Regions from separate parts of the Homo sapiens genome. Here region 1 is linked to region 2. Evidence: chromatin loops called from intact Hi-C (ENCODE). Cell type or tissue: heart right ventricle. All regions are shown on one strand. Each heading gives the region's core, and the rest is flanking DNA. Links, peaks and the distances in the headings are about the cores only. Region 1 has its middle 6.2 kb from the start of DACT2. Region 2 has its middle 65 kb from the start of FRMD1.

Evidence for each region. Hi-C counts contacts between places; a loop is a spot of excess contacts. Peaks named below come from ENCODE experiments on the same cell type or tissue, not always from the same donor. Only the 100,000 strongest peaks of a DNase experiment are listed, where the experiment ranks them.
Region 1: it touches region 2 in a loop (2.7-fold over the local background); 3 of 110 quality-filtered maps call a loop at or near these places.

Annotation. Positions count from the first base shown.
Region 1 is chr6:168,321,468-168,330,510 of GRCh38, reverse strand. No RefSeq gene overlaps it. Among named protein-coding and RNA genes, the nearest start is that of DACT2, 6.2 kb to the right of the region's middle. RefSeq lists a silencer at 7,817-7,985. In heart right ventricle, for the core only: no CTCF peak of the experiment used is centred there; no DNase peak of the experiment used is centred there; H3K27ac peaks cover 1,210 bases; H3K27me3 peaks cover 3,602 bases.
Region 2 is chr6:168,139,957-168,148,999 of GRCh38, reverse strand. No RefSeq gene overlaps it. Among named protein-coding and RNA genes, the nearest start is that of FRMD1, 65 kb to the right of the region's middle. In heart right ventricle, for the core only: no CTCF peak of the experiment used is centred there; no DNase peak of the experiment used is centred there; H3K27me3 peaks cover 1,323 bases.

The sequences.
Region 1 (9,043 bases), core at 516-8,515, 180 kb before region 2:
ACGGCACTAAGGCGATACGTATGTGCTTGGTAGCATTGCTATACATAGTGGGAGAAAACCAGCAACTGAATGTTCATCAGTAGAAAAATGATTGAAGTATATCACGTAAGGAAACTTTTTATTAAAAGTTTATGATTTTTTATTAAAATGTTTATTTTTTATTAAAAGATGAAACTATAGAGTTATATGTACAGTATGAGTGTATAGTGTGAGTACAGAAGTGATAGATAATAGGTAGATAGAGAGAGAGATAGATTTGTGAAAGACTACACAATAAAATATGTAAGGAAGACTTGACTCAAGGACGACGGAGAGAAGACATCAAATTTTCCTTAATATCTATTGCATATTGTATATTATTTTGTAATAAAAACACTTCATAATATTTAAAAAATTATGCAACACAGGAGATGATTTAAAAGACCACGGTGCAGTTTTTAATTGTTCTTTGAGCTCAATGACGAACCAATTACCATGTCTTTATGCAGCAAGTATTACTAGACAGCTACCTCAAACCAGGTATATTGTTCTAAGTGTCTAAAATACACCAGTAAAAAAACTAAAGGTCTCTAATCGCACCACTCTTACAGTCTAGTGGGGAAGGACAAACAAGGAGTAATCATCATTTTAAAAAGGCAAACTATGAAGTATGCGAGGAGATAATGTGCTGTGAAAACAACAGTGCAGGTGAGGGCTCAGGAGGCTGCAGAGTGGACGGGAACCCTCCCAGAAGAGGGCACAGCATGGAGCTGAGAGGGCACAGCATGGAGGGAGGGCTCAGGAGGCTGCAGGGTGGACGGGAGCCCTCCCAGAAGAGGGCACAGCATGGAAGTGAGAGAGCACAGCATGGAGGGAGGGCTCAGGAGGCTGCAGGGTGGACAGGAGCTCTCCCAGAAGAGGGCACAGCATGGAGGTGATAGGGCACAGCATGGAGGTGAGAGGGTACCGCATGGAGGGAGGGCTCAGGAGGCACAGAGTGGATGGGAGCCCTCCCAGAAGAGGGCACAGCATGGAGGTGAGAGGGCACAGCATGGAGGGAGGGCTCAGGAAGCTGCAGGGTGGATGGGAGCCCTCCCGGAAGAGGGCACATTATGGAGGTGAGAGGGCACAGCATGGAGGTGAGAGGGCACAGCATGGAGGGAGGGCTCAGAAGGCTGCAGGGTGGACGGGAGCCCTCCCAGAAGAGGGCACAGCATGTGCAAAGGTCTCGGGCATCTGAGAAACAGCAGATGCAGGGAGTGAGATGAGACAAGGGGAGGAGAAGGGGTCCGAAGGAAGAGGGTCTCAAGGGCCATCATAACCTACAGCTTTTCTCTGCGTGAAGCTGGGGGCCATGCCAGGGTTTTGAGCAGAGAAGTGACAAGGTCTGACACCCACTGTTGTGTTCAAAACAGGCCATGTTGGGGAAAGCACAGGAGCAGGAGGGCCTGTTGGGGATCCCTGCAGTGGAGCAGGCAGAACAAGGGCTCCTGGTGACCCAGGGCTGAGAGGTCATTGGACGATTCCAGTCCATAGCACACTGCTTAGTTGGAGCTCGGTATTTTCAAGAAGTTTGCTATTGATGTGGTATTAGTCTGTTTTTACACTGCTATAAAGATACTACCCAAGACTGGGTAATTTATAAACAAAAGAGATTTAATTGACTCACAGTTCCACATGGCTGGGGAGGCCTCAGGAAACTTACGATCATGATGGAAGGGGAAGCAGCCCTTTCTTCACAAGGTGGCAGGGGAGAGAAGAGTTAATGAAGGAACTTCCAGCCACTTATAAAACCATCAGCTCTTGTGAGAACCCACTCACTATCATGAAAACAGCATGGGGGAAACCCCATGATCCAATCACCTCCCACCAACACCTGGGGATTACAAGTCAAGATGAGGTTTGGGTGGGGCCACAAAGCCTAAACATATCAGGTGTTTAATGGCTAATATTTAACCAACAGTAATGTTTATTTATTTATTTATTTAATGACGTTGTATCCTTATAAACAGTGGTTAAAGACCAAAAATCACTCTCTGGAGCACCAGTTTTAATAATCTCATTTATTCTACATATATATCATGATTTATTCAACCAAGTACTTACATAGATTGCTTCCAAATTTTGCAGTTATAAAGAGTGTTCAAATAAGCAGCCTTATAGAGTCATCTTAGAATGTTCCGCTGATTGGTTCTTTAGAATACATTGCTAGAAGTGAATCATGGAGCATGTTCATTTTAAGGCTTTTGACCGTTCTGCGGAATTGCCCTCTAGGAATTTTCTCCTGATTTGCAGTCCCACTAGCAGTCTGTTGCAAGAGGGTACATTTCCTCCCTAGCAATGAGTGTTATTATTATGGTTATTCTTTTTGATCTCTGCCAATCTGATTGGGGAGAAGGAAGTTTTCTAATTTGATAAATCGTGTGTGTATTAATGTTGGCTTACTGCACAAGTAAATTGATCAACAAGAAAGTAACTTAACTCAATAGAGAAAGTGACCCACAGCCACAGTAAACTTACAAAAAAAAATGTTTCAATTCTCTTATGCCTCTAAATGGACCCTGCTGACAGGCATGCACGCTTTACATGTACTTATAGTCATAATGTAGTTACAATTTTACATGCGGTTTCTTCTTCCTGGCACTTGGCATCTTATAAACATTTTCTTCATTGCTATGTAGTATTCCAAATTATAACTGTAACGGTTATGCGATACGTAGTAATTGACTAAATTGTGTACTTTAGGAACCTCTGATGATGATCAAAGAAAAGGAGGGGAGAAGGCCTGTCCCTCAGAGCTGGACTTGCTGTCACCTCTGTGGAGTTTAAGAGGGACATGAGAAGGAGACGCACGCCTAACTATGTGAGCCTTGAAAAGAAAGTCAAAGGTAGAGAAACAGAAAAGCAGACATCACACAACATGGGTAATTTAGAAAATACAAACAAAATTAGTATTCAGAGAGAGATTCAAGAAGCGATTGCATCCAGAAAATAAAAAATTGTAAAATATGAACGTGACCCAGAGGCTAACAAAGACCTATTAAAAATTAAAAATATGATCAATAAAATAATAGAAGTGCTGGAAGCCAAAATTGAACAAAATATTCAAAAACAAAAAGTAAGATAGGAAATATGACAGAAAAAATAAAATCAGAAAGGCTTAATCATGGAAGTCCAAACGAGAATTAAAATGTTGCAATAAGGAGACAGAAGAGATAAATAAAAAGGAGAAATTATCAAAGAAATAGAGAAGAATTTTTCTAGAGTCAAAGAACAAAGCTCCTTTCATGTTGAAGTTTACCAAATGCTGAGTGTGATGATTAATTTTATGTGTCAACCTAATGCCTGCTGAGCCACAGGCATTTGGTCCAATGTTATTCCGGATGTTTCTGTGAGGGCGTTTTCAGATAAGATTAACATTTACATCGGTGGACTCTGAGTAAAGCAAATTGTCCTCCCTGATGTGGGAGGCCCTCATCCAATCAGTTGAAGTCGTGAAGAGGAAAAATCCGACCTCCCTTCACCAAGAGGGATTCTTTATCGTTGTAGGGAGAGAAAAACAAAGCTCTGATAAAATGGGCAAAGATTCCAAGTTTATGGTAAGTAAATGGTAGGACCAGTGAAACAGGAGGTGGGGTGAAGGAGTCGGAAAGCTGGTAAAATTGTAAAATTGCCACAATCTGGAAGTGAGGTGGGACCTTCCTACAAATCAGTGTGAAGACCCTTAGTCCTCCTTGTGGAGGCCTCAAAAATGTTCCCTGAGCCCAAACTCTTTCTCAGAGGCACCTGTGATAGTGCATGTCATCTTGTGTGTGTGAGAGAGAGAGAGAAAAGGAGAGAGAGTGCAAAAAATCCAGCACATCCTACAATCAACATAAATTTATATGACAAAAGGGGAGAGTACGATTGAGACAAATAAACCAAGTCTAACTTTTCCAGACCTGTTTTTTTGCCTGTGACCTTCTGAACAGGGGACAACGGCAGAACAAAGGACTATGCAATCACTGGAATTCCTGACCAAGCTCACATTCTAGGACTCAAACTGAGATTGCATCAGTGCCTTTCCTCTGGAGGCTACGCTAACAGAGCTAGTTACATCCTTTACCCCAGACAGCTCTGAAGGAGACACAGTTCATGCAGGCAGTGGTCCCACGGTTCTCCTCCAAGTCAATGCTATGACACAATCTAAGATACAGAGGACCCAATATTTACCCAGTAACAAGCTCCTGACGACCACCAATGAGGGCTGAGCTATGCCGATAAGGGAGAGAGAAGCCAGCAAGCCAAAAACTCATTTTAAGACATTAGAGGAAATAATCCAGTGAAGCACGCCCACAGAAAATAGGCAGAAGGAAGTTGAGAAGGAAAACAGCACGCGTGGATGAGTTAGAAAGCAGACACCAACAGAGAGGACCACCAAAGCCAATAGCTCTTTCTCTGAGAAACTGATAAAACTGTGAAACCGTTGCCAAAATGTAGAGAGAGCACAAATAACCAATGATAGAAAAAATGTGAGGAGGTATCACGGCAGATTACAAGACATCTGAAGATACTAGCTCAGGTCATGACGCCAGCACACTTGAAAACATGGACAAAAGGAAGAAAACCCTATGGAATAATACATCTGCAACAAACTGACATGAAAAAATAAAAAGTCTGAATAATCAAACAACTATTTAAAAGCTTGTATTCAAAATTAAAATTTTCACACACAAAAATCCCAGGTAGAGATGGCTTCATTAACAAATTCTGCCAAATATTTAAGAATAAAACGGCATGGGGCTTACACACATCTTCGCATAGACTATCAAAAGAGGGAATGCTTTCACTCTATGAGGTCAGCATACTATTGATTCCGAAAACTTGAAAAAGACAAGAAAGGAGAATTATGAGCTAATCTCCTTGGGAATATAGATGCAAAACTTTAAAACCAAATACTACCCAACTAAATCTAGCAATATATAAGTGGGACAATATGTCATAACCAGGTTGATTTATTCCAGAAATGCAGGGTTGGCTTTATATTTGCAAATCAATCAGCATAATTTATGAAATAAATAGGGAAAAAAGGAGAAAAATATTTTAATTCCCTCAATATCTTAGAAAATACCTTTGATAAAATTCAACATCATTCTAGGAACAGATGATTATTTTATTAATCTCATAAAGGGCATCTTCAAAGCACACACACCATCGTCTCAGTGATGAAATATTGAAAAGCTTCCCACTGTCCTTGAAAGTGACACATGGAAAAGGAAGCATGATAGCATCACCATTCAACATTCTCTTTGGGGCGCTAGCCACTAAAATAAAGCAAGAAAAATGAATAAAAGATTTAAGGGTCAGAAATAAAGACATAAAACTGCCATTAATCTCAGATGATATGAATGTATATGGAAAAAAATCCCAAAGAATCTCTAGATAAATGATTCAAATGAAAAAATGAGTTTAGCAAAGTTGTTAGATTCTTTGTTGGTATTTTTATCTATCATCAACCAAAATAAAATGAATTTTTAAAAGGTAACTGGCAATAGCATTAGGGAATCAGGAGCCCAGGAGAGCCAGTGTAACGCCATTTTAAAACCAACTGCCATCCTGCCTCACGGTCCTAAGATGTTTACAGCTAAGGAAACAGCTCGGTCATGCCTGCAAGACAAACTCCTACCACAACAGAAAGTCCAGGTGTCCCAATACCTGTAACAACATATGCCTTCAAGATAATTATAGTAATGCTCCGACGTACTTACATACTGAAATGTCAAGAATAGTTTTCTTTAAATCAACAGAATAATTCTGTCCTGCTGTCAGCCCACCCACATATAGTCACAGCTTAGCATAGACTTTACATAGCAAGACCCTATATCAGAAAAACTTAAAATGAAGAGGTGAATTCCTCCACTTGCTGTATGAGGACATCAAACTCAAACTCTGCAATGGAGTAGTATCTAAGAAACTTGCTTCTTTCACTGCACTCTGCCACTCACCTTGAATTCCTTCCTGCATGGGATCCAAGAACTCTCTCTTGGGGTCTGAATCAAGACTGCTTTTCTGGTAACAATAGCATCAGAAAAGAAGAAGAAGGAGAAGGAGAAGGAGAAGAAAGTAGGGACAAATCTAATGAGAGTTCTACAAGACTGCCACATCTTTCTATACAGAAAATTATAAAATAATAATTAGAGATATTAAAAGAAACGTCTATGTACATACATACCATGAAACACTACGCAGACATAAAAAAGAACTAGATCATGTCCTTTGCAGCAACATGGACAGAGCTGGAGGCCATTATCCTAAGTGAACTCATACAGGAACAGAAAACCAAATACCACATGTTCTCACTTACAAGTGAGAGCTAAACATCAGATACACGCGCACATAAAGAAGACAACAGGCCCCAAGGCCGATTTGAGAGTAGAGGGTGGGAGAAGGGTGAGGAAGGAAAAACTATATATCCAGTGCTATGCTTATTACCCGGGTGACAAAATAATCTGTATGCCAAATCCCTGTGGCATGCAATTCACCTATACAACAAATCTGCCTATGTATCCTGAACCTAAAAGTATTAAGAAAAAGAAGAAAACTTTTATAAATAAAGGGGTATTCCTTGTCTGTGGATTAGTAATAGAATGTTCAAGATTGTAAAGATGTAATTTCTCCCCGGATGGACTACAGAGTCAATGGAGTCTTATCAAAATACAGTAGACTTCTGGTATTTATTTCCTTGCTGATTCTAAATTTTATGTAATATAGCAAAGTACCAAAGATATTCAAGACACCCTTGAAAAATATGGTGGGAGAACTTGCTCTACAAAATATCAGCATTTCTTTTAAAGACAAAACAATTATGACAAGTGCAAGAACAGACAGATGCACTAGCCACATGGAGACTAAGACCCAGAACATTCCGGAAAACACACAGATATTTTACTCAGGACAAAGGTGGCGGCAACATGCAAGAGTTCAAAAAGGACAAGATTTTTCAATAAATATTGCACTGGAATATGTGCTTAAAAACAAGTAAATTGTGACACCTCCTCCAAATACAGCACATGAAAAGCCATTCTGGGTGGATTATAGATCTAGATAAGAAAGGCAAAATGATAAGGTTTCTAGAAGACAGCATTAGGTAATGTCTTCAATAACCTGGGTGAGTAAACATTTCTTCAAAAGGGCACAAAAAGATTAATAATAAATAAGACTATGTAAAAATTAAGACCTTCTGTTTACCAAAGGACACGATTCAGAGAGCTCACATACAGGGAGAAGACATAACTGATAAAGGGCTCACCTCCAGTCTGTCTCTCTCTCTGTCACTATCTTCATCTCTCTCTATCTTTAAAAGGCATCTAAGACAAACCCACAGCTGACGTCATACTTAACAGGAAAGACTGAATGTTTTCTTTGGCCCTTTCTGTTCAACATGGTGTTAGATGTTGTAGCCAGAACAACTTGGCAGGTAAAAGAAGTAAAAGGTACCCATCCTGGAAAGAAAGCAGTAAAACTGTCTCTATTTCCAGATGACATGAGCTTCTAGGTAGAAAGTACAAATAAATTCACATGCACACACACACACCCACACACACACACAACTATTAGAACTAATAAACAAGTTCAGCAGAGTTGTAGGAATCAATATACAAGAATCTTTTTTTTTCTTTTTGAGACAGGGTCTCACTCTGTTGTCTGGCTGGAGTTCAGTGGTGCAAACACAGCTCACTGTAACCATGACCTCCTGGGTTCAATGGATCCTCTAGCCTCAGCCTCCCTCCTGAGTAGCTGAAACTACAGGTGCATGCCACCATACCCTGGCTATTTTTGTATTTTTGGTAGAGGCAGGGTTTTGCCATGTTACCCAGGCTGCTCTGGAATGCCTCAGCTCAAATGATCCACGTGCCTCTGCCTCCCAAAGTGCTGGGATTACAGGTGTGTGCCACTATGCCTGGCCTTCCAATCAATATTTAATTTTTATACACTAACAATGAATGTTCTGAAAATAAAACTAGAAAACAATTCCATGTACAATTGTGTCAAAAATAATAAAATACTTAGAAATAAATTAAGCAAGTACAAGACTTCTATGCTGAAAACTACAAAGCACTGTCGAAAGAAATTAATGAAGACCTAAATAAGTGGAAAGACATCCTATGTTTATGGTTCAGAAGATTTAATCTTAAGGTAGCAATACCTGCAATAGGTAAACAAATTTAGTTGCAATTCCCATCCAAATCCCAGATGACTTCTTTGCTGAAATTGACAAGCTGATACTAAAATTCATATAGAAATCAAAAGACACGGGCCAGGAGTAGCAGCTCACACCTGTAATTTGGGAGGCCAGGCAGGCGGATCACCTGAGGTCAGGAGTTAGAGACCAGCCTGGCCAACATGGCCAAGCCCCATCTCTACTAAAAATACAAAAATTAGCCAGGCGTGGTGGCATGTACCTGTAATCACAGCTACTTGGGAGGCTGAGGCAGGAGAATTGCTTGAGCCCAGGAGATGGAGGTTGCAGTGAGCCAAGATCGCACCACTGCACTCCAGCCTGGGCAACAGAGTAAGGCCCTGTCTCAAAAAGGAGGAGGAAGAAGAAGAAGAAGAAGAAGAAGAAGGAGAAGGAGAAGGAGAAGGAGAAGGAGAAGGAGAAGGAGAAGGAGAAGGAGAAGGAGAAGGAGAGGAAGAGGAAGAGGAAGAGGAAGAGGAAGAAGAAGAAGAAGAAGAAGAAGAAGAAGAAGAAGAAAAAAGAATCAAAAGACACAGATCAGCCAAAACAATCTTGGAAAAGAAAAAATTGGAGGACTCACATTTCCTGACTTCAAAACTTATTACAAGGCTACAATGATTGAAACAGTGTGGTACTGGCATAAGAATAGACATATATTGCAACGCAACAGAACTGAGAAACCAGAAACTGATTTCTGGATCAACTGATTTTCAACAAGGGTCCCAAGACAATTCAACAGGGAAAGAATTGTTTTTTCAACAAATGGTACTAGGACAACTGGGTATGTAAAAGAAGGGGCCCCTACCTCACACCATATACAGAAATTAATGCAAAATAGAACAAAGG
Region 2 (9,043 bases), core at 393-8,392:
ACATCACTTTTTTTTTTTTTTTTAGATGGAGTCTCACTCTGTCACCCACCCAGGATGGAGTGCAGTGGTGCGATCTTGGCTCACTGAAACCTCTGCCTCCCGGGTTCAAGTGATTCTCCTGACTCAGCCTCCTGAGTAGCTGGGACTACAGGCATGTGTCACCACACCCAGCTAATTTTTGTATTTTTCTATTTTTAGTGGAGACGGGGTTTCTCCATGTTGGCCAGGCTGGTCTCAAACTCCTGACCTCGTATCACGTCACTTTTGACTTATGTTGTTTGTGTTTCTCTCACCTCTTGCTAGGCTCCTGAACTCTGAAGTCGGCAAGACTTCACATGTGGTCTGTGCATGTGCTTCAGATGCAGTCGGCACTCACCACATGCGTGTTCAACATGACAAATATTAGTTTAGTGTCTACCACAGGCTGAGCATCCTGAAAATTCAAAATCCGAAATGCTCAAAATCCCAAAATTTTGTAGCACAGATATGCCGCCACAAGCAAAGAATTCTGCATTGTCTTCATGTGACAGGTCACAGTCAAAACACAGGTGCAAAACACACCGTTTATTCAGCAAGGGGGCTCCAGCGTATGGTCACCTTTTAACCAAGCCCAGCACTGTTGGTGGATACTGAAGATGCCGCTGTTCCCTGCAGCTGCTGTCTGATGGCTGATGCCACCATGCTGCTACTAACCCTGGACTCGTTACTCTTCACTGTTTTAATGGGATGGAGTGTTCCTTACTGTCACGTACTCTGTGTAAGTAAGCGTGAGGAAAGGACTGCTTATTGGTAGCAGATAAATTCAGAGCCAGGAGAGATGGTGATGTGAAATATTCCCAGCTTATCCGTATATGTGGCTGAGATAGTGGCACCTTTGCTTCCTGATGGTTTGATGTACATGAATTTTGTTTTATGTCTCAAATGATGTAAAATGTATAAATTTACCTCTAGGCTATGTGTATAAGGTGTACATGAAGCATGCATTTGGGCTATGTGTACACGGCGTACATGAAGCATGCATGAATTTCATGTTTAGACTTGTGCTGGACCCTCAAGATATTTTACTATGTATATGCAAATATTTCAAAAGTCTGAAAAAACTCTGAAATCTGAAACACTTCTGGTCCCAAGCATTTTGAATTAGAAGTTCTCAGTCTGTATGAGGCAGGATTGGAAGAATGAGTCCCGGATATTCTGCACACCATTTGGGAAACCTGATCTTCCACGATAGAAACCACCTCCCTGAGTCTGCGTGAACCTCTGGTAGAAAATGTATAGAGGAAGAAAAATAGATGCAGTGCTTTTCACATGCGGTTATCAAAGCTTCCATCCAGTCCACCCAGAGAAAGTGGGCAGTCCTGCCTGGGAACGCCCATCACAGCCACTCCAAAAGAGCTCAGTTTCCTGCTGCCCACATGTTCCCAAGAGCCAATGTTCTCCAGCCCCTAGAATCTTTAATTAGGCTCTCTAGATTGTCACAGGAAGAGTGATTAGTGGAGCCACCTCCCAAAAGGTTCCCAGTTCTCAGTGGGAATCCAATACTGTATATTTACATTTGGGGTGGGAAGGAGATTAGGTTAACCTCCTTTGATATTTTCACTTAATCTTCAAAGCAATCACAATATTATTAGATCATTCTCAAGATCACTGCTTTGCTGTTCTATTTAATCCAAGCAATTTGATTAATGGAAGGGTTTAGGATGGTCTAGGGCCTGCTGTGAGCCAGGCTGTTCATTTAGCGAGTGGAGCCATAATGGATATGCCTGCCAGGACCGAAGCCCTGGGGACACTTCCTCTCTTCTCATTTCCAAAGCAGGACTTCTCAATCCTGTTTGGATTATTAACTAGACACGAGTCTTTTATGGAGTTGATATTTTTTGCATATTCAGAAAAAATGGATCACCGTTGGGGGCTGCATTGCTGTCAGGAAGGTGCAGAATGAGGCCACTGCCGTCAGGAAGGTGCAGAATGAGGCCACTGCCATCAGGAGGTGCAGAATGAGGCCACTGCCATCAGGAAGGTGTAGAATGAGGCCACTCAGGTGTCCTCAGGCATCTTTCCTTGGCACCGTGGTGAACCTGCCCTTGAATAGACCCACATCTGAGATCAAGGCTGCTCCAGCTCAGCCTGATCATGTTGGGCAAAAGCCCCAGCCCAGCTGGAAACTCCACACTTTCCAGAGCTGTCTCAGCACAAGAGCACCGCCCTGAGGCAGGAGAGTTGCTTGAACCTGGGAGGTGGAGGTTGTAGTGAGCCAAGATCATGCCACTGCACTCCAGCCTGGGCAACAGAGCAAGACCCTGTCTTAGGATAAAAAACAAAACAAAAAAAAAACAACAAGTGCCCTGTTGAAGGACGTGGTCCAAGTAGGAGCCATTACCTACTGACAGAGGAGCCGTTGGGCCCTGAAGGAGCGGTAGAGATACCCAGGAGTTTCAGGCCTTGGGTGAGACTCAGAGACGTGCTGGCTTCAGGTGTGACCTGGCACATTCCCAGCTGTGGTGGCTACAGGGCAAGACTCCTTCTGCTTGAGAAAAACAGAGAAAAAATAAAGGGGACTTTGTCTTGCACCTTAGGTCCCAGCTCAGCCACAGTGGGACAGAGCACCAAGCGGGCTCTTGGGGTCTCAATTCCAGGCCTTGGCTCTCAGGCAGCATTTCTGGACCTGTCCTGGGCCAGAGGGGAGCCCCCTGCCTGAAAGGGTGAGTGCCAGGCCAGGCAGCATTCACCACAAGCTGACTGAAGAGTTCCTGGGCTTGAAGGGAGCACTGGCAGCGGCCTGGCAGTATTCCCGTGGGTCTGTGGTCGTGGTGGCCATAGGATGCAGTTTCTCTCCCTGCAGAAAGGGCAAAGAAGAGGGGGAAGAACTGCATCTTGTGTTCTGAGTGTCAGCTCAGCCACGGCAGAATACAACGCCAGGTAGACTTCTAAGGTTTTCTGTTCCAATCCCTGGCTCCTGGATAGCATCTCTGGATCTGCCCGGGGCCTGGGAGAACTCATTGCCCTGAAGGGAAGGACACAAGCCTGCCTGGCTTCACCACCTGCCGATTGCAGAGCCGTAAGACCTTGAGCAAACATAGGCAGTAGCCAGATAGTGGTTATAACAGGCCTTGGGCAAAACCCAGTGCTGTGCTGGCTTAAGGTCTGACCCAGTGCCGTCCCAGTGGTGGTAGCCATAGGGGTGCTTGTGTCACCCTCCTCCCAGCTCCAGGTGCCTCAGCACAGAGACAGAGAGACTCCATTTGTTTGGGAGAAAGTAAGAGAAGAGAATAAGAGTCTCTGCCCTGGTAACCAGAGAGTTCTTCCAGATCTTATCCAAGACCACAAAGGCAGTACCTTTGTTGTCTCTAGACAACAAAGTCTATAATAAATACCTATCTCTTCAATGCCCAGACACCAATGAACGTTCACAGGCATCAAGACCATCCAAGAAAACGTGACCTCACCAAACAAACTAAATAAGCCACCAGGGACCTATTCCGGAGAAACAGATATGTGACCTTTTAGAGAAAGAATTCAAAATAGCTGTTTTGAGGAAACTCAAAGAAATTTGAGATAACACAGAGAAGGAACTCATAATTCTATCAGGCAAATTTAGCAAAGGGATTGAAATAACTAAAATTATTAAAAAGATTCAAGCAGAAAATCTGGAGTTGAAAAATTCAATTGACATACTGAAGAATGTGTCAGAGTCTCTTTACAGCAGAATCAATCAACCAGAAGAAAGAATTAGTGAGCTTGAAGCAGACTATTTGAAAATACACAGTCAGAGGAAACCAAATAAAAGAACAAAGAAGAATGAAGCATGCCTACAAGATTTAGAAAATAGCCTCAAAAGAGAACATCTAAGAGTCGTTGGCCTTAAAGAGGAGGTAAAGAAAGAGACAGGAGTAGAAAGTTTATTCAAAGAGATAATAACAGAGAAATTCCTAGACCTAGAGAAAGATATCAATGTCCAAATACAAGAAAGTTATAGAACACTAACCAGATTTAACCTAAAGACTACCTCAAGGCATTTAAGAATCAAACTCTCCAAGGTCAAGGATAAAGAAAGGACCCTAAAAGCAGCAGAGAAAAGAAACAAATAACATACAATGGAGCTCCAATGCATCTGGCAGCAGACTTTTTAGTGGAAACCTTACAGGCCAGGAGAGAGTGGCATGACATATTTAAAATGCTGAAAGAAAAAGATTCTACCTTAGAACAGTATGTCCAGCAAAAACGTCCTCTAAACGTGAAGGAGAAATAAAGACTTTCCCAGACAAACAAAAGCTGAGGGATTTCATTAATACCAGACCTGTCCTACAAGACATACTAAAGGGAATAATTCAATCAGAAAGAAAAGGATGTTAATGAGCAATAAGAAATCACCTGAAGGTACAAAACTTAGTGGTAATAGTAAGTAAACAGAAAAACACAGAATATTATACCACCGTAACTGTGGTCTCATCTTAAGTAGAAAGACTAAAAAATAGATCAACCAAAAATCATAACTACAACAACTTTTCAAGACATAGACCAGACAGTAAGATATAAATAGAAACAATGAAAAGTTAAAAAGTAGGGAACAAGATTAAAGTGTGGAGTTCTTATTAGCTTTCTTTTTGCTTGTTAGTTTGTTTGTTAATGAAAGCAGTGCTAAGTTGTTATCGGCTTAAAATAATGGGTTATAAGATATCAAGCCTCATGGTAATCACAAATCAAAAAACATACCACAGATACACAAAAAATAAAAAGAAAGAAATTAAATTATACCACCAGAGAAAGTCACCTTCATTAAAAGGAAGACAGGAAGGAACGAAAGAAGGAAAAGAAACTACAGAGGAGAAAACAAGAAAGAAATGAAACAGAAAACAATGAAATGGCAGGAGTAAGCTCTTTCTTATCAATAATAACATTAAATGGAAATGGATTAAACTCTCCAATCAAAAGACATAGATTGGCTGAATGGATAACAAAAACAAGACCTGATGATCTGTGGCCTGAAAAAAAAAAAACACACTTCACCTATAAAGACACACACAGACTAAAAATAAATGGATGGAAAAAGATATTCTGTGTCAATGGAAACCAAAAAAGAGCAAGAGTAGTTATACTTACATGAAATACCGGGTATATTTTGAGACAAAAACTATAAGAAGAGACAAAGAAAGTCATTACATAATGACAAAGGGGTCAATTCAGCAAGAAAATATAATAATTTTAAATATATAGGCACCCAACTATGGAGTACCCAGATATATAAAGCAAATATTATTAGAGATAAAGAGAGATAGATCCCAATACAATAATACCTGGAGACTTCAATACCTCTCATCCATCATTGGATAGATCTTCCTGACAGAAAATCAATAAAGAAAACATTGGACTTAATCTGCACTAAAGACCAAATAGATCTAATAGATATTAACAGAACATTTCATCCAAAGGCTGCAGAATACACATTATTTTCCTCAACACATGGATCAGTCTCAAGGATAGATCATGTGTTAGGTCACAAAACAAGTCTTAAAACATTAATAAAAAAGGAAATAATATCAAGCATCTTCTCTCTGATGATAATGGACAAAAAAAAATAGAAATCAATACAAGAGGAACTTGGGAAACTATACAAACACATGGAAATTATACAAACACCATATGCTTCTGAATGACCAGGGAGTCAATAAAGAGGTAAGAAGGAAATTCAATAATTCATTCCTTGAAACAAATGATAATGGAAACCCAATATGCCAAAACCTTTGGGAAACAGCAAAAGCAATACTAACAGGGAAGTTTATAGCTATAAGTGTCTACATCAAAGAAGAAGAAAACTTTCATATAAATAACCTAACAATGCACCTTAAAAACTAGAAACGCAAGAGCAAACCAAACCCAGAGTTAGTAGAAAAGAAATAATGAAGATCAGAGCAGAAATAAATGAAATTCAAATGAAAAAAACAAGGCAAAAGATCAATGAAACTAAAAGGTGGGTCTTTGAAAAGATAAACAAATTGACAAACCTTTAACCACACAAAGAAAAAGAGAGAGAAGACCCAAATAAGAAAAATCAAAGATGAAAAATGAGACATTACAATTGATACCATGGAAATTCAAAGTATCATTAATGGCTACTATGAGCAACTATATGCCAATAAATTGGATAATCTAGAAGAAATGGATAAACTCCTAGATACATACAACCTACCAAGACTGAACCATGAAGAAATCCAAAAGCTCAACTAGCCAATAACAAGTAATGAGATTGAAGCCATAATAAAAAGTCTCCCAGAGAAGAAAAGCCCAAGATCTGATTATTTCATTCCTGAATTCTACCAAACATTTAGAGACGAACTAATACCAATCCTTCTCAAACTATTTCCAAAAAGCACAGAAGGAGGAAATACTTCCAAACTCATCATATGAGGCCAATATTACCCTAATACCAAAACCACACAGACAGATTTTAAAAAAATCTACAGGCCAATATCACTGATGAATATTTATGCAAAAATCCTCAACGAAATATTAGCAAACCAAATTCAACAACACATTAAAAAGATCATTCATCATGACCAATTGGGATTTATCCCAGGGATGCAAGAATGGTTTAGCATATGAAAATCAATCAATGTGATACATCAGATCAACAGAAAGAAGGATAAAAACCGTATGATCATTTCAATTGATGCTGAAAAAGAATTTGATATAATTCAACTTCTCTTCATGATAAAAACCCTTAAGAAATTAGGTATAGAAGAAATATACCTCAACATAACAAAAACCGTATACAACAGATCCACAGGTAGCATCATACTGATTGGGGAAAAACTGAAAGCCTTTCCTCTAAGATCTAGGTCACGGAAAGGATGCCCACTTTCACTACTGTTACTCCACATAGTACTGTAAGTCCTAGCTGGAGCAATCAGACAAGAGAAAAAAATAAAGAACATCAAAATTGGAAAGGAAGAAGTCAAATTATCCTTGTTTGCAGATGATATGACCTTATATTTGTAAGGAAAAAGAACTCCACCCAAAAACTATTAGAACTGATCAAGAAATTCAGTAAAGTTGCAGGATACAACAAAATCAACATACAAAAATCAGTAGAATTTCTATATGCTAACAGAATAATCTGAAATATAAATCAAGAAAGCAATCCTGTTTATAATAGCTACAAATAAAATTTAAATCCTAGGGATTAACTAAAGAAGTGAAAGATCTCTACAATGAAAACTATAAAACATTCACGGAAGAAACTGAAGGGGACACACAAAATTGAAGGCTATTTCATGTTCATGGATTGGAAGAATCAATATGGTTAAAATATGTATACTACCCAAAGCAATCTACAGGTTCAGTGCAATCCCTATCAAAGTATCAATGACATTCTTCACAGAAATAGAAAAAAACCTAAAATTTATATGGAATCACAAGAGACCCAGAACAGCCTGAGCTATCCTAAGTAAAAAGAACAAAACTGAAGGAATTACATTACCTGACTTCAAATTATATGATAGGACTGTGGTAATCAGAATGGTACTGGCATAAAAATAGATACATAGACCATCAGAAAAGAATACAGAACCCAGAAACAAATCCACACACCTACAAGGAACTCATTTTTGACAAAGGTGCCAAGAACATACATTGGAGAAAAGACATTCTCTTCAATAATTGGTGCTGGGAAAACTGGATATCCACATGCAGAAGAATGAAACTAGACCCCTATCTCTCACCATATGCAAAAAAAAAAAATCAAAATGAATTAAAGGCTTAAATCTAAGACCTCAAACGATGAAATTACTAAAATAAAACCTTGGGGAAATTCTCCAGGACATTGGTCTGGGCAAAAAATTCTTGAGTAATACCCCACAGCAAGGGTAACCAAAGCAAAAATGGACAAATGGGATCACATCAAGTTAAAAAGCTTTTATGCAGCAAAGGAAACAATCAACAGAGAGACAACCCACAGAATGGAAGAAAAGATTTTCAAACTACCCACCTGATAAGGGATTAATAGCCAGAATGTATAAGGAGTTCAAACAACTCTATAGGAAATAATCTAAAAATTCTATTAAAAAGTGGGCTAAAGATCTGAGTAGACATAGAAAAGAAGACATATGAATGACAAACAGGCATATCAAAAGGTGCTCAATCAACATCATTGATCATCAGAGAAATGCAGTAAAACTACAATGAGATACCATCTCACCCCAGTTAAAATGGCTTTTATCCAAAAGACAGGCAATAACAAATGCTGATGAGGATGTGAAGAAAATTGAACCCTTTTTCACTGTTGGTGGGAAAGTAAATTAGTACAACTACTTTGGAGAATAATTTGGAATTGCCTCAAAAAACTAAAAATAGAGCTGCCATAGGATCCAGCAGTCCCACTCCTAGGTATATACCCAAAACAAAGGAAATACCCAAAACAAAGGAAATCCGCATATCGAAAAGATATCTCAGCTCCCATGTTTATGGCAGCACTATTCACAATAGCCAACATTGAGAAGTAATCAAGTTGTCCATCAGCAAATGAATGAATAAAGAAAACATGGTACATATACACTATGGAGTACTATTCAGCCTTAAAAAAGAATGAGATCCTGTCATTTGCAACAATGGATGGAACTGCAAGTCATTTTTAAGTGAAATAAGCCAGGCACAGAAACACAAACTTCACCTGTTTCCACTTATCTGTGGGAGCTAAAAACTGAAGCAATTGAACTCATGGAGAGTAGAAGGATGGTTACCAGAGGCTGAGAACAGTAGTGAGAGGGTGGGGTGGTGGGGCAGGGGGAGTTGGGATGGTTAATTGGTACAAAAAATAGGAAGAGTGAATAAGGCCTAGTATTTGCTAGCACAACAAGTGACTATAGTCAATAATAATTTAATTGTACATTTAAAAATAATTAAAGGAGTATAATTGGATTGTTTGTAATACAAAGGATAAATGCTTGAGAGAATGGATACCCTCATTTACCCTGATGTGATTATTACACATTGCATGCCTGTATCAAAATATTTCACGTAACCCATAAATATATATACCTACCATGTA